Linked DNA regions of Homo sapiens: all the other regions are linked to region 3. The links are chromatin contacts, found by Hi-C or POLR2A ChIA-PET in ENCODE. All regions are on one chromosome and are shown on one strand. Each heading gives the region's core, a stretch centred on a gene start or an enhancer-like site at or near the end of the contact. The rest is flanking DNA. Distances are from core to core; before and after follow the strand shown. Region 1 holds the start of FZD4 (frizzled class receptor 4). Region 2 overlaps PRSS23-AS1 (PRSS23 antisense RNA 1). Region 3 holds the start of TMEM126B (transmembrane protein 126B).

Region 1 (4,598 bases), core at 1,379-3,878, 1.3 Mb before region 3:
TAATCTTGGGCAAACTGCTTGGCCTCTCAGAGCATCAGTTTCTGCAAGTTGTGAGAAATAAATAAAATTAAGAATGTAAGGCATGTAACACAGTGTCTGAAAGTAAGAGTTCTATATGAGTGGTTTGTTATTGATTTGAAAACAGTATTCCTTCACCCAGAACAAATGATGTTCCTTGTGTGCCAGGCCCTGTATGAGGGACAGGTCCTCCTCCTTGACCTCAGGGAGTTCACTGTTTAATAAACCATGTAACCATATCTTCAGCACAAAGCACACCCCACCACCACCACTCTTCCCTAGAAGAAGGGCCAATTGCATACTAACTACACTTTGTTGAGTAGCTACGAGTCTTGCAGGTCATCCCCCTTTGAGTAGCCCTCCAGACTCAGCCACTTCTACCTTCAATTCACCCACAATTCTCTATCTGTGCACTTAGCAAACTAAGTTATTGTTGTTTGTTAATCCTTTGTCTCCTCCTGTGAGATCCTAAAGGATGAGGATTATCTATTCATTTGATCTGTTCATCTGATTATATATTCATCTCTGTAACCCAAATGATTAATAGATCATTTGATCTCTACATCTGATCGTTTATTCATCTCTGTAGGCCAAGGGTTTTATGCATTACTCAGCACAGGCACACAGAGATTCAATCCTATTGCTGAGTACATTGATTTCCAGCTGGGAATTTTTTCTGGGAAAATAGCCCTGCCTTCCATCTTTGAAGAGCCTCTTCTGGGCCCTGGTTTGGTTGGTCTTGTCATTTTCTATTACTGTGGTTCTAGCCTCAGTTTCCTAATCTCTATAAGGAGCTAACGGAACCTCCTTCACTGGGAGTTTATGATGATGACTGGAGACAATGCAGCTTCTCCGTGTCCAACACAGTTCTAGGCACAGAGCCAAATACCAAAAAAAAGTTGATTCCATTTTTGCCCTCAGTCAAGTCTCGTTGCCAATATAAGAAGACTAAAAATACAAGACAGAATATGAGTGTCACATGAGTGGCACAGACATTCTTCCAACTTGCATCTAGCCTCTGCCATATGCCACAGAATTGGCTGAAATGGGAGGATAAAAACATGCATAAAACAGTGGCAAGTGTTGGACAAAAAGATCTCAGGAAGAGGGTGAAAAGCCTTTTACCCAGATCCTCATTCCGGGGCTGCTGGAGCTGTCTTTAGCACCAGGCTGGAAAGCAGGAGGCTGTCCCATAATTGATCTCCCCTAGCTGTTTTGGAAACACATACACACACACACACACACACACACACACACACACACACCCCAATCACCAAGTTCTTCAGCATTTATTATGTGTCAGACACTGCTAAATGATTTACAGGTATTATCTCACTGAACTCTTAGAACAACTGTGTGAGGTGGATATGAACTTCCCCACTTTACAGCCGGCCACTTTGAGGCTCAGAGAGGCACCATAGCTTCAACACAGTCAAGCAACAAGTAAACGGTGGAGGAATCCACCTGCTGGGAGTTTACTGGCCGACTGGAAAGCAGAGAGAGGGTGGACCAGCACAAAGCCGCGGGGGGCTGGTAATGAGACAGGAAAGTTGGGTTCAAACCTGGGTCACATGATCCCCAGATCCCTAGGAGCCGAAGCAGAAGCAAAGAAAAAAAGGGGTGCAGCCTGGTGGGGAGGGGGTGCCCGGGAGGCCGGGAGAGAGGAGTCACGGTGGTTGTGCGCCTTCCTCGTCCCCAGTGCACAGGTCAAGCCTCTCCCCTCCCGCCCTCTCACCCTCCCAACCTTATTTAGAAACCGTGTCCCCGAGACAGGAAGGGCGGCGGGCCGAGAAGCACGGAGAGTCCCGGTCTCATTTCCTTTCGAATCCCCCTGTGGAATTTCATTTCATACGGTGAGGAAATCAGAGCGCGAGACCGTCGGCGGGTCTGCAGCTCCGCAGCTCTGGGGCGCCTCCCCGCTGGCGGCTGGAGGTGGGCGGCTCCCTGCGCAGGTCGGGCGAGTCTGGGGGCGGGGAGAGGCCGGGCCCCGATCGCCGCTGGTCCGGAGTGAAAATAGCTGTGGACTCACGCAGTACCAGGCACCATGCTAAGCCTTCTACACTTTATCTCTAATCCTCCCAAGTGACTTTACAGAGGAGACTGACGCCGAGGGGTTGAGCAATTTGCTCAAGGTCACACAACCGGGACTGAAAGCCACAATCGGTGTAAATCCAAATCCCCAATTCTTTGTGTACGTTTCTCTGCCTGACGGGGAGGTGGCCACCGGCCTAGGTTACAGCTGAAAGGAGACAGGAAGGAAAGGGGGCAGATGGAACAGGGCGCACTTCTCACCTGCAGAAGGGGGCAGGACGGCGTGGCTGGAGCCACTGGGCTGCGTCCCTGCTTGGCCCCTGCGCGCCTAGATCCGGGTGGGAGGAAAGCAAGAGCCGGGAGGCGGGCGGGGCGGGGCGCTAGGGGAGGGAGGGAGGGAGGGGCGGCCGGAGGAGGGGGCCGGAGGGCGGGGGCCTGACTCCTCCTGCGGGAGAGCGGCCCCGCCCCGCCGCCTCGCCCCTAGCTGCCCACCGCGCCCGGCCATTGGAGAGGCCCGCTGTCCGTCCCGCCCCGCCGCCGCGCCGCGAGCCTCCAGCGCCGCGCAGGGCTCCGGCGGTGAGAGCTGCGCAGCGCTGGCTGCTGGCTGGCCTCGCGGAGACGCCGAACGGACGCGGCCGGCGCCGGCTTGTGGGCTCGCCGCCTGCAGCCATGACCCTCGCAGCCTGTCCCTCGGCCTCGGCCCGGGACGTCTAAAATCCCACACAGTCGCGCGCAGCTGCTGGAGAGCCGGCCGCTGCCCCCTCGTCGCCGCATCACACTCCCGTCCCGGGAGCTGGGAGCAGCGCGGGCAGCCGGCGCCCCCGTGCAAACTGGGGGTGTCTGCCAGAGCAGCCCCAGCCGCTGCCGCTGCTACCCCCGATGCTGGCCATGGCCTGGCGGGGCGCAGGGCCGAGCGTCCCGGGGGCGCCCGGGGGCGTCGGTCTCAGTCTGGGGTTGCTCCTGCAGTTGCTGCTGCTCCTGGGGCCGGCGCGGGGCTTCGGGGACGAGGAAGAGCGGCGCTGCGACCCCATCCGCATCTCCATGTGCCAGAACCTCGGCTACAACGTGACCAAGATGCCCAACCTGGTTGGGCACGAGCTGCAGACGGACGCCGAGCTGCAGCTGACAACTTTCACACCGCTCATCCAGTACGGCTGCTCCAGCCAGCTGCAGGTGGGCGCCCCCACCCCCACCCCTGGCGGGACCCCTTGGGGAGGGACGCTCCAAACTAACTTTGCAGAGCCCATGCCAAGTTGATCATCCTAGCCCGAAGGAGACAGCTCTCCTGGAAAAGTGATTTCCATCCCCACCCCCACTTTCTCAGGGACTGGAAGCCAAAACGTTGTGTAAGTCATCTGGCCTGGGAAAGAACCCACTCTTACACCCCGCCCTTCCGTTTTTCTCTCTTGCCCACCCATGTCTGGCCCAGACCCCTAACCCCAGTGGAGCTGAGGGTTATCTCTGCCAAGGATTCTGGCCGCCACTGCTCGGTGGGCGAGTGGGAGGGAGCCAGCTGCAGCTAAGACTTGGAGGGAGTGATAAGGAGACCATCCTTCACCGAACTTCCTTCTCCCCACTATTTTTGGGGTGTTATTAAATGAAACACTACTGCACCTTTTTCTGCTGAATAGCCCCTTCTCACGACGTCCCGCAGCGTTTTAGAGGTCATGCATGAAGGAGTGGTTGGGTTGGCTTGAGTTCTTTCTTATCCTCACAGTTGAAGGCACGTTTAATGCTTGGAGGGTGAGAAGAAGCTGCAGGAAGGTGGTTGGTATATTGGAAGAAATTTTTTTGCAGTCATTAAAAAATGTAAAGCATATCTAATGATAGAGAAAATGTTTATTCCACAGTAATAAGAATTTGCATATACAGGGTGATTATAATCCTGCAAAATAAAAAATTTATTGGGATAATAAAAGACTGACAGGAAAATTTTTAAAGTGTTAACATTGGTTATGTTTGGGTTGGTGAGGCTGGGTGATTTTTAGAAATTTAGAAAAGAGAGAAGTTGTGGGAAAAAGTAGACGTTAGTTGTCCAGGCTTCAGAAATCTGGTTTCTGGCCGGGCGCAGTGGCTCACGCCTGTAATCCCAGCACTTTGGGAGGCCGAGGCAGGTGGCTCACGAGGTTAGGAGTTCGAGACCAGCCTGACCAACATGGCGAAATCCTGTCTCTACTAAAAGTACAAAAATTAGCCGGGCGTGGTGGCGTGCGCCTGTAATCCCAGCTACTCAGGAGGCTGAGGCAGGAGAATCGCTTGAACCCAGGAGGCAGAGGTTGCAGTGAGCGGGGATTGCACCATTGCACTCTAGCCTGGGCCACAGGAGCGAAACTCCGTATCAAAAAAAAAAAGAAAAGAAAAGAAATCTGTGGTTCTGGCTGTAACTTCTGAGAGATAATAAACAGACATACAGCTTACTTACTAGGTGCATGTTTTTACATAGGTCATTTTAAAACTTGGTTTGTGGTTTTGGAAAGATGGTGGGGATTAGACCTGTTGCTGCTAAAATATCCCTTTGGAAGTTTCAGAACTTTAGAACTAGGTTATAA
Region 2 (4,498 bases), core at 1,128-3,627, 1.3 Mb before region 3:
CTCATTACAAAAATTCAGATACCAAGTAGCAGAATGAAGAAAATAAAAGACATCTGTAGTCTCTCCATTCAGAAATAACTGCTGTTAGCATAATGCTGTATACATTCAGGCTGTTGGCCTGTGGAACACCTGGTATATGTCCTCGGCCCTGGGTTTACAGCTGTAAAGCTGGCACACACTAATCTCAGCTCTCACAGAGCCTACATTCTAATTGTCTGGGAGAGACAGACAATAATATTTTGTAAAAAAGTAAAATATATAGGATGTCAGATTGTGGTAAATGCTATGAAGACAGAGAAGGGGATGGGGATTTTAATGGTGGTGAGGTGGCAATTTAAAAATAGGATATTCAGAAAGTGACATTTGAACAAAGATCTGAAGCAGATGTGGATATCTGGGAGAAGACTTCTTTCTTTCTTTCTGTACATAGACAATAATGCAATTATAACATAAACAATATATGAATACATCTTTGATTTAAAATCTTCAAATAATACAGAAATATATGGGAAACAAGGGAACAACCTTCTCACCACCCTCCTATTACCTTCTCCTCTCTCCCAATAAGCACTTTGGCAATGGTGTGTTCCCTGCCCAAGCTTCATCTCTGCATTTACATTCATTTCTGTATATACTGACACAATAGCTTTATTTTATTTCCTACGTAAATGAGCTCATCCTTTGTGAAGGTGATATCTTTTTATTTTCAGCAAAAAGAGTCGTCTTAACATTTTCTAAAATTCAAAGGTATGTGAGAGCTATAGGCCTCATTACTAAAAATGAAATAGCTAAATGTGATTGCTAAGTGTGGGTAAATGTTTTACTTCTTCCTTTGGGCTAATAATCTAGCATATACTGAATTCTATTGAAATAATTTGTTTCTGCCTCTGTCTCTGCTACTACACAGTGAATTTTTTGTGGCCAGGGAATTAGGTCTTCGCATCTATTAATTTCCTGTGCTTGGTGCAATGCCCAGCATGTGGTGTTTGGTAAATGAATAGGCAATCAATTATACTTTCATACATTACTGTGGAAGGCTTCCAATACTGGGTGAGATATTGGCTGAGATCAATCATCTGCCCTAATGTGGTCCAATCTTTTCTCCATTGAAATATCTATGTCACTATGGGACACAGCCACTGTGGGATGATAGCCAGGATGACTGTGGTCAGATCCTACAAATCAGATAGTCCGATTTTAAGCATTAGAATTAAAAAATCAAGTAATGAGAGCTACCTTTCATTCCTCTTGCTGCAAGAAAAGAGTTAGGACACAAATGTGCTAAGCACTTGACCTAACACTTCTTGTTCAAGACACAAAAGTCTCAATGAAGTAGATATTATTTTGTGGACAAGGAAACTGAAAATCAGTGATTAATATGGATATTAGTTAGATCCATTCATGTGTCTACCATACAGACTTATCAGATCTTAACATTTCCCTATGTTTGCCTTAATTTTTTTCCCCAGAAATATTACACCAGAGGCCCACGATCACAAATTCATTGATTGATTGAGACGGAGTCTCACTCTGTCGCCCAGGCTGGAGTGCAATGGCACAATCTCAGCTCACTGCACCCTCCGTCTCCCGGGTTCAAGCGATTCTCCTACCTCAGTCTCCCGAGTAGCTGGGATTACAGGCTTGTGCCACCACGCCTGGGTCATTTTGTATTTTTAGTAGAGATGGGGTTTTGCCATGTTGGTCAGGCTGGTCTTGAACTCCTGACCTCACGTGATCTGCCCGCCTTGGCCTCCCAAAGTGCTGGGATTACAGGCGTGAGCGACCGCGCCCGGCTCCACAAATTTAATTGCAAACATTGGATGGCACATTTAAAAAGCCACTTAAAACAACTTTGTCATTTTATTCAATGGACATGAACTGAGCCTCGGTGCTGGGCTAAGCTGTACGGATACAGAAAGGTATAAAGCTCTGTCCTTGTGCTCACAGGGACTCACTTTTTAGTGGGGGTGGCAGACGTATAAGTTTTACAGTTGAGAAACTGAGGCACAGAGAGGGGTGGTTACTCTTTCAAGAGGCAAAGCCAGGTTTATACACCGGGGGTCAAACAAGCTGGCCTCTTGGTGGACTGGGAGGCCCCTACACATTCCTGGTCTGTTGGAACAGTGTGGATTCTGAGTGGGGGCACCTCTTCTCTGGGTGGGTCCAACTGGGAAGGGGAGCCAGTTTGACACAATGAAGCCGAATCTGTGAGAAGCACTCATGAGTGTTTTTCTCTCTTTCCACTAACCATCTTTTTGCTGCAAAGAATTAAATTCTTTTCTGGTGACACACACTTCCTGTCAGTATGAGGCACACCCAGCCAGACAAAACCACCCAAAGTAAATGAAGAAAAATCCTTTTAATTCCTCTAGGTCCACAGATTTGGTTTCTGCTGGATTGTTGCCATTTTCCCAGGGGTAAAGCCAGAGGTGGATTTGGGGAACAGCAAATAAGAACAATACACTGATAAGGGTAACACCAGTGACATGAAAACATTCACTATTTATTATCTCCAATTAAAATTCCATATTCTTATAAAAGCAATTCTCATCATAGAAAACTCAGAAAGCTACCAAAATTCGTGTTTATGGGTTTTTTTTGTAAAAAGAAAACCAAAATCTCTCAGTCTAAACTACAATCACTTTAACATTTTGATGTATAAACTTTCTTTTTAAATATTATATTTGTATGCATTATTTATTCTGGTCTGGTCATATAACTTTATATGACAAATACTTCCTTATATATTATGCACTTTGTTTTGTTTTGTTTTGTTTTGAGACAGAGTCCTGCTCTGTCACCCAGGCTGGAATGCAGTGGTGTGATCTCGGCTCACTGTAACCTCTGCTTCCTGAGTTCAAGCAATTCTTGTCCCTCAGCTTCCTGAGTAGCTGGGATTACAGGTGTGTGCCACCATGCCTGGCTAACTTTTTTGTATTTTTTTAGTAGAGACAGGGTTTCACCATGTTGGGCAGGCTGGTCTTGAACTCCTGGCCTCAAGTGATCCACCTGCCTTAGTCTCTCCCAAAGCGCTGGGATTACAGGCATGAGCCACCACACCTGACCCATTATGCTCTTTCAAATATAATTACAAATATAATATTTCATTATACAGTTGCTCTATAATTTAGTTGGTCAATCTATTGTTGGACATTTAAATTTTCTATCTTTCAGTTACTATATTATTACCACTTTAGCCAGGCACAGTGGCTAAATATGTATTATATATAATTATATGTTATATATATATTACTTATATACATTATATATTAGTTTTATATATATAATATATATTATTATTACGACTCTAAGCAGATATTTGCCTTATTGAGTGACATCACCGGCCTCTTTTCTTACATTATCTCATTTCCTTATAAGCCTCCAGAGTAGACATTATTACTGTATTATTACTGTTTTATAAATGAAGGAACTAGAATTCAAAGAGGATAAAAAACTGTCCCAAGTTCAAAGCCAGGCTTTACACCTAAGTCTCTTTAACTCCTGAGCCAACACTACCTATTGCCACACTCTGGGTGTGCCTGGTGCTCCCTAACCCACCCTGAGTTTTCTGTCTTACCAGAACATCATTACTTGTGATGTAAGAGTTTTCTTCTACTCTCCTTTGCTCAAAAAACTTAATCCTAGTCTCACTCCTTTCATGTTCCCATGAATCCCCTGGCCTCTTAGTAAAATTCGGGTTTTCCAATTAAACGCTCTCCATTTTAAAGTTCCCAGGCAGCTGGACTGATGCGATTGATGGTTCCCAACTGCTGTGCCATGTGCTCTGGTCCTCCTTCCTTCTCAGCTGTTCCCAGAAAGGCAGGCTATGAGGTTAATCACGTCTCTATGCTGTAAAACTGAATCCTGATACACTCACTAAAGCCCTCGTGGTTATTTGTGCCCCATTTGTATTCCCATTTATATTCTGAAACTTTTTCAAAATCTGAGATGCTCTCAGCAACTCAGTACATTCTAAACAGGATATTAAACTTTTAAAAAATGTATAAGGCTTAAAACTCTCTTCTAAATTCCAGACTTGGAACAGTTTAATTGACACCCACTCAGATGTTTTGAAACTTAACACATTCAAATCAGAATTATTGAAAGTTTTTATATGTGCAATGATTACATGTCAACTAAAAAGGGGAAAAAAGGTTCTGCCACATTATAATCCTTTTTTCCAACTGTTTATTTCTGTTATTTTGAAAGAACAATCAGATGGTACTTTTTTCAAAGACAGTCACATAAAAACTGAAACAAAATATAGATTAATTACATTTTTTGAAAATTGTGTGATACACGATTATGAAATTTGTAGAAATTTTATGTGGAAAAAGAACAAGGGAAATCGAGTGAAATGCTTTGAAGGCATCTATGACATAGGATGCTGTGCTCTTCCTCACCTTCCATTCACTTTTTAACCCTCTCCAATGTGCCTTTTCCACCATCTGAAATTGTTCTCACAAAGGTCACCAGTGACTTTCCAATTGCAAATCCA
Region 3 (4,443 bases), core at 1,944-4,443:
ATTTTTTTCTATGATTTCTATGACCATTGGTCTTCTGAGTTTTGCATCTTCTAGAGAAGGACTGGGCTGACCATGCATAGATGCTGCCATCTTGAAAACCTGGAAAAAAAAATTCCAGAGCCATAATAGCTAATGATATTCATATTACATAAAACCTTACAGAATTCTACAGATTCAGATTTGAAAACATTTACAGTTTAGTAGTGTGCCAGGTACTGTGTCGTCTGCTTTCACATACTTTGTTAGTAATTCAATCAACATTTACTGAGCTCTTATTATCTGTTAGACATTGGCTTTTTGTTATTATTTTTTATTTTCTTGCTAAACATCCTACAATACAGACATTGGCTTTCTGATTTACACACTAACTTGAGAAATTGGTAGTATAATGATTATTTCTATACATATGAGCAAACTGAAGGTCTGAAAGGTTGGCTTGCTTGAGATTTAGTGTAGAAGGCTAACATACTGATACTGTTGCTGTTTTCCTCTCTCCTCATTCCGAGAAGGCAGTCAGGCTCTTTGTAGTTGTCCTCCTAGCTCTTCAGGTGGGGAGGTGGAAACAGTGGCTGCTTATTGACATCTCTATCCTCAGTTTCTCATGAAAGATTAAGTTCATTTTGGAAATCGTGTTTCATTTCCTAGAGAGGTAGGAGAGAGCAGGGATTGCCTTGGAGAATAGTGAGAGAGAAAAATCAGAAAGAGGGACACTGCTCCAGGAAGGGAACAGGCAGTGGATTGTGGCTACTACTTTGGAGTACATAAATTATATATCCAGTTCCCTATTACCACCTGTGGTGGAAGCAGAGCCTTTGCTAGAAATGGTCATGTGGTATAGCAGAGACCCATACCTGCCACCACACCCGGCTAATTTTTGTATTTTTAGTAGAGGCAGGATTGCACTATGATAGCCAGGCTGGTCTCGAACTCCTGACCTCAGGTGATCCACCTGCCTCAGCCTCCCAAAGTGCTGGGATTAAAGGCGTGAGCCACCGTGCCCGGCCCCAGAGACCCATGGCACTGGGCTCCTTGGTCGGAAGGTTCTTGTGTCCCAAGTGTGATGAACAGACAGCTGCCAATGTCAAGGGACCATGAAGACCTGGCCAGTAGCATCTTAACAGAAACTAGACAGGTTAAAAAACAAAACAAAACAACAACAACAAAAAAACAAACCCTGCACTCTCAGAGAGGATCGTTTCTGAATGTTTTGCTCTGGGCAAGACTCTAGAGTCTCTGTGAAAAGTCTTAATAACATTTGTTAAATCCAAACACGTGGTTGCAAATGTTTACCTACTACAGCAGCCAAGTGGAAGGTCTATTGCTGCTAAATTCAGTGCTTTTTACTCTTTTTCCTCCAGATTAGCTAAATAGTCTCTTTACAAATTTACACTAATCTCAATTTTAATGTTTATATTAAAGGGAAATACTAAATCTCAAATTTAAGGAGTCCTAGACAAGAGGATTAGAGGGGATAAAGCATAATGAACACACAAGATACTTAATAAATCAGTGGTTCTCAACCTTCAGCATGCACAAGAATCACATGGGGTATTTATTTGAAATGCAGTCTCATGAATTCCCTCCTGAGATACCTGGATTCAGCAGGAGTAGGATGAGGCCTAGAATCTGCATTTTAATAGCACTTAGTGCTTCTGATGCTGTAGTCAATGGACACATGTTGAATATCACTGTAATACTCATTTGCTGAATGAGCGGTATGTACCAATCCTAACTATAGAAGGCCAGTTCATTATACACAGTTCCTGGCATCAACATACAGAAGGTATGAGCTCCTTTGAACCTTCTTATGGTGTTACACAATGAGTAATAATGGACCAGTTTCTTTCTCTGCATCATGGCAGAAATGTACTCAATCTTTTTCTGTAACATTTCTGGAGAGGGCAGGGGGAAAAAAAGGTAAAATATTTTACAAATTACAATTTTTCAGTGACTAGACTTACATCTTTTCCCTCTCCCTGACACCCAAATGGAAAGTATAAGGGATAGTAACATCTAAGGGAGATTCTATACCTAACCCATCTATTGTACTAAGACATCTGCTGTCTTGGCAGACGTCAATAACATGAGTAACCATAAACCATAGATAAATTTTTGTTTTGCTCTCATCCAATTCATTGAAATCCTCCACCTTCCACCAAAAACAAAAAACAAAACAAACTTCCAGGCAATATCTTCTACTAATCTCCTACCTAGTCTACACCCTAAAGTCTCTATAGGGAAAACAGACACCCAGGATTATGATTACAGGACAGCAAATACTGAAATACTGGAAAGAACACAGGAAATATTTGAGTGCTTAAGCTTTGCAAGGCACTGTCAAAGACTCCAGTGCTTTCATTACACCCCTTCCCCCTTAAGGCCACTCAACTAGTCACCACGCTTATACCAGTAAGAGTGCATTTATGTAGGTTTATAGTTTGCAAATCATCTAACGGTTTTGTAGTGCTTTCATGTGTATTATTTTACCTAATAATAAATTTTTCACCTAATAATAAATTTCACCTTTAGAATTTTATTCAACATTCGCTCATAATTTAGGGAGCACGTGGTATATGCCAGACCTCCGGGTAATCAAGATACAGTCATCCCATCCTCAGGAATCCACAACGCAGTGGGAGTTCAGAACAAAAAAGCTGGCAATTTAAACACAGAATGAGAGAGTGACATAAACGAAAAACCCAACAACCTAAGAAAAAGCAAACAATCTAGCCAGAGGAAGCGTGGGAAGGCTTCCCGGAAGAAGTGACATTTAAATCAATAACCGAAAGAGAACAGTTTGGCAGGGGAGTTGGGACGGATAGAAGCAGGGAAATACTCCAAGTTGAAGAAAAAGCCTGTGCAAAGGCCTGGAGACAAGAGAAAACAAACTGCAGATAATGAGGACTAGAATTTAGGTCATCTACGTTCTCTCCGCCTCTTTCCACAGCAACTGGAGACTTAATCGACTGCTCCTTGCATGGACTTGGGAGCTGTTTTAACTTTTCAAATCTCCTTTAAAGGTATCATCTTAGAAGAGTCTGCCAACACTTTGAAGGTGCAGAAATCACCCCCCATACCACTTCGGATTTCCGCCTACCTTGGGCGCTTCCTCAGTTCCCACCGGCACCACACCTGAATCCCTTGGCTTAGTCCCAGCCTCATACCCGAACACCACCATTTTGGTGGCTCATGTGACTTGCCGGTGGGCGGGGACCCAGAACGCCCTGGGCGGGAAGTGGTGCTGATTTACGGCTCAACGCCTCTCGATTGCAGCCCGGGCCCGCCCCCACTCAGTCAAAAGCCGCGCCCTCCATCCTGACTGTGATTGGGCGCGGCGTCTAGAAATTACGGCCACTTATTCGCTTAGAGGAGGTCCAGGCGCCTGTGGGCCTGCCCCCCTCGCCAGCCGAGTATTTCCTTCCCTGACTATTTATCAGCTTAGCTCCCTGATCTCTTCGCGTCCTGCGGGAAAGATGGGGCGGCCCGAATGTTGTAATGTTACTGCGCTCCTGCCTCTCCTCAGGGCAGCTGGGAACTAGCTGCCTGCCCCTTTCAGTCCTTGAGGGAACTCGCCCCTTTGCCCTGGCCTGTGTGGTGTTAAAGCTCTGTTTCTCGGGCACCTCCTCCTCCAAACCCCGGACCAGCCGCCCAGCGCCGTCAGAGCAGCCCCGACTAGCCTCCTCTCCTCTCAGCCGTCTGACTCCTCTCCCCAGTCTGTAGTCCCCTCAATTTGCATCCTTTAGCCCCGCTTGGAAAGAGACCGGAGAGAAATTTGCCCACTACCCCCGCGAGAAGACCCACTTGTCAGCCGTGTCTCGGGGTGGGGGGCACTGCAAGGCCTGGCGCTGTTTTGTGCACGTTAAATGCCCAGCAGTATCTCCCAGACCGGCAACCCCCGACCCTCCAGTCTCCATGTCTTACAGAAGCCAAATTCGAGAGTTATATAATTTCTAGTGCTGCTGTTGCTCCTGCCTGAGGAAACACTTCATCGCGTGGAGGGTGCAGGACATTTCAGTGCTCTTCCCTAAAAGAACGGGGCTTGGGCAGGGGTGGCCAGCGGTGGCAAAGAAATGTCTTGTCTTTTCTGCAAAAGGAAGGTGGGTAGTTTGAAGAGAGATTGAGAGAAAAGGTGGATGTGAAAGCCAAGCAGCTGCACTTTCTCATTTAGGAAATCGCGGACCGTTTACATAGCTTATGCTTACATGTCTAATACTACTACGGCGTCTCTGAAAACACCTTTGGGGGAAGGTTTGGCTTCTCTCGAAGTCTCAGTGTTTTTCCTCGCCGGATAGGGAGCTGCTTGAATGCGAAGAGATGGCATGATGTGAATGACTCCAGTGTGAAGAAATCTGCTTCGCCAACTCATCCTGCATCAAGTGCCCATTGAGTAGCACTGTCACTTTAATGTCTCCATGCCAAGGGATTGCTTTCCTTTTTTTTCAA

The links. A loop is a pair of places that touch in the nucleus more often than their neighbours do. ChIA-PET counts read pairs that join two places held with the same protein, here RNA polymerase II (POLR2A). Pooled maps may share reads with other maps.
Region 1: a loop to region 3 is called in a pooled map, with 8 times the contacts of the local background. The contact joins the promoter of FZD4 here to the promoter of TMEM126B in region 3. A Hi-C loop is called at or near these places in 1 of 37 single-sample maps with no recorded cell type and 4 of 50 pooled maps. POLR2A ChIA-PET finds 5 or more read pairs at or near these places in 1 of 52 experiments (PC-9).
Region 2: a map of PC-3 shows a loop between it and region 3 (5-fold over the local background). The contact joins the enhancer-like site here to the promoter of TMEM126B in region 3. A Hi-C loop is called at or near these places in 1 of 168 maps with a recorded cell type or tissue (PC-3) and 3 of 50 pooled maps. POLR2A ChIA-PET finds 5 or more read pairs at or near these places in 1 of 52 experiments (MCF 10A).

What each region holds. Positions count from the first base shown.
Region 1 is chr11:86,953,425-86,958,022 of GRCh38, reverse strand. It overlaps FZD4 (frizzled class receptor 4), which reads left to right and starts at 2,628. Exons shown (of 2, transcript NM_012193.4): 1 at 2,628-3,222. The coding sequence starts at 2,938. It overlaps FZD4-DT (FZD4 divergent transcript), which reads right to left and starts at 2,402. Exons shown (of 3, transcript NR_038905.1): 1 at 2,311-2,402; 2 at 1-41. RefSeq lists silencers at 1,901-2,050, 2,401-2,770, 2,901-2,950.
Region 2 is chr11:86,914,335-86,918,832 of GRCh38, reverse strand. All of the region lies in intron 2 of PRSS23-AS1 (PRSS23 antisense RNA 1), which reads left to right. It also overlaps a transcript of PRSS23 not described here. Among named protein-coding and RNA genes, the nearest start is that of PRSS23-AS1, 22 kb to the left of the region's middle. Within about 2 kb of position 2,377, at least 9 of the 41 ENCODE cell types and tissues checked have a DNase peak (open chromatin) inside an H3K27ac peak, as active enhancers do; they include PC-3, where a contact is called at or near this core.
Region 3 is chr11:85,627,343-85,631,785 of GRCh38, reverse strand. TMEM126B (transmembrane protein 126B) reads right to left here and starts at 3,193. Exons shown (of 5, transcript NM_018480.7): 1 at 3,098-3,193; 2 at 1-99. The coding sequence starts at 3,178. DLG2 (discs large MAGUK scaffold protein 2) reads left to right here and starts at 4,442. Exons shown (of 28, transcript NM_001142699.3): 1 at 4,442-4,443. RefSeq lists enhancers at 2,926-3,005, 3,096-3,145, 3,396-3,585, 3,726-3,775, 3,856-4,015 and 1 more.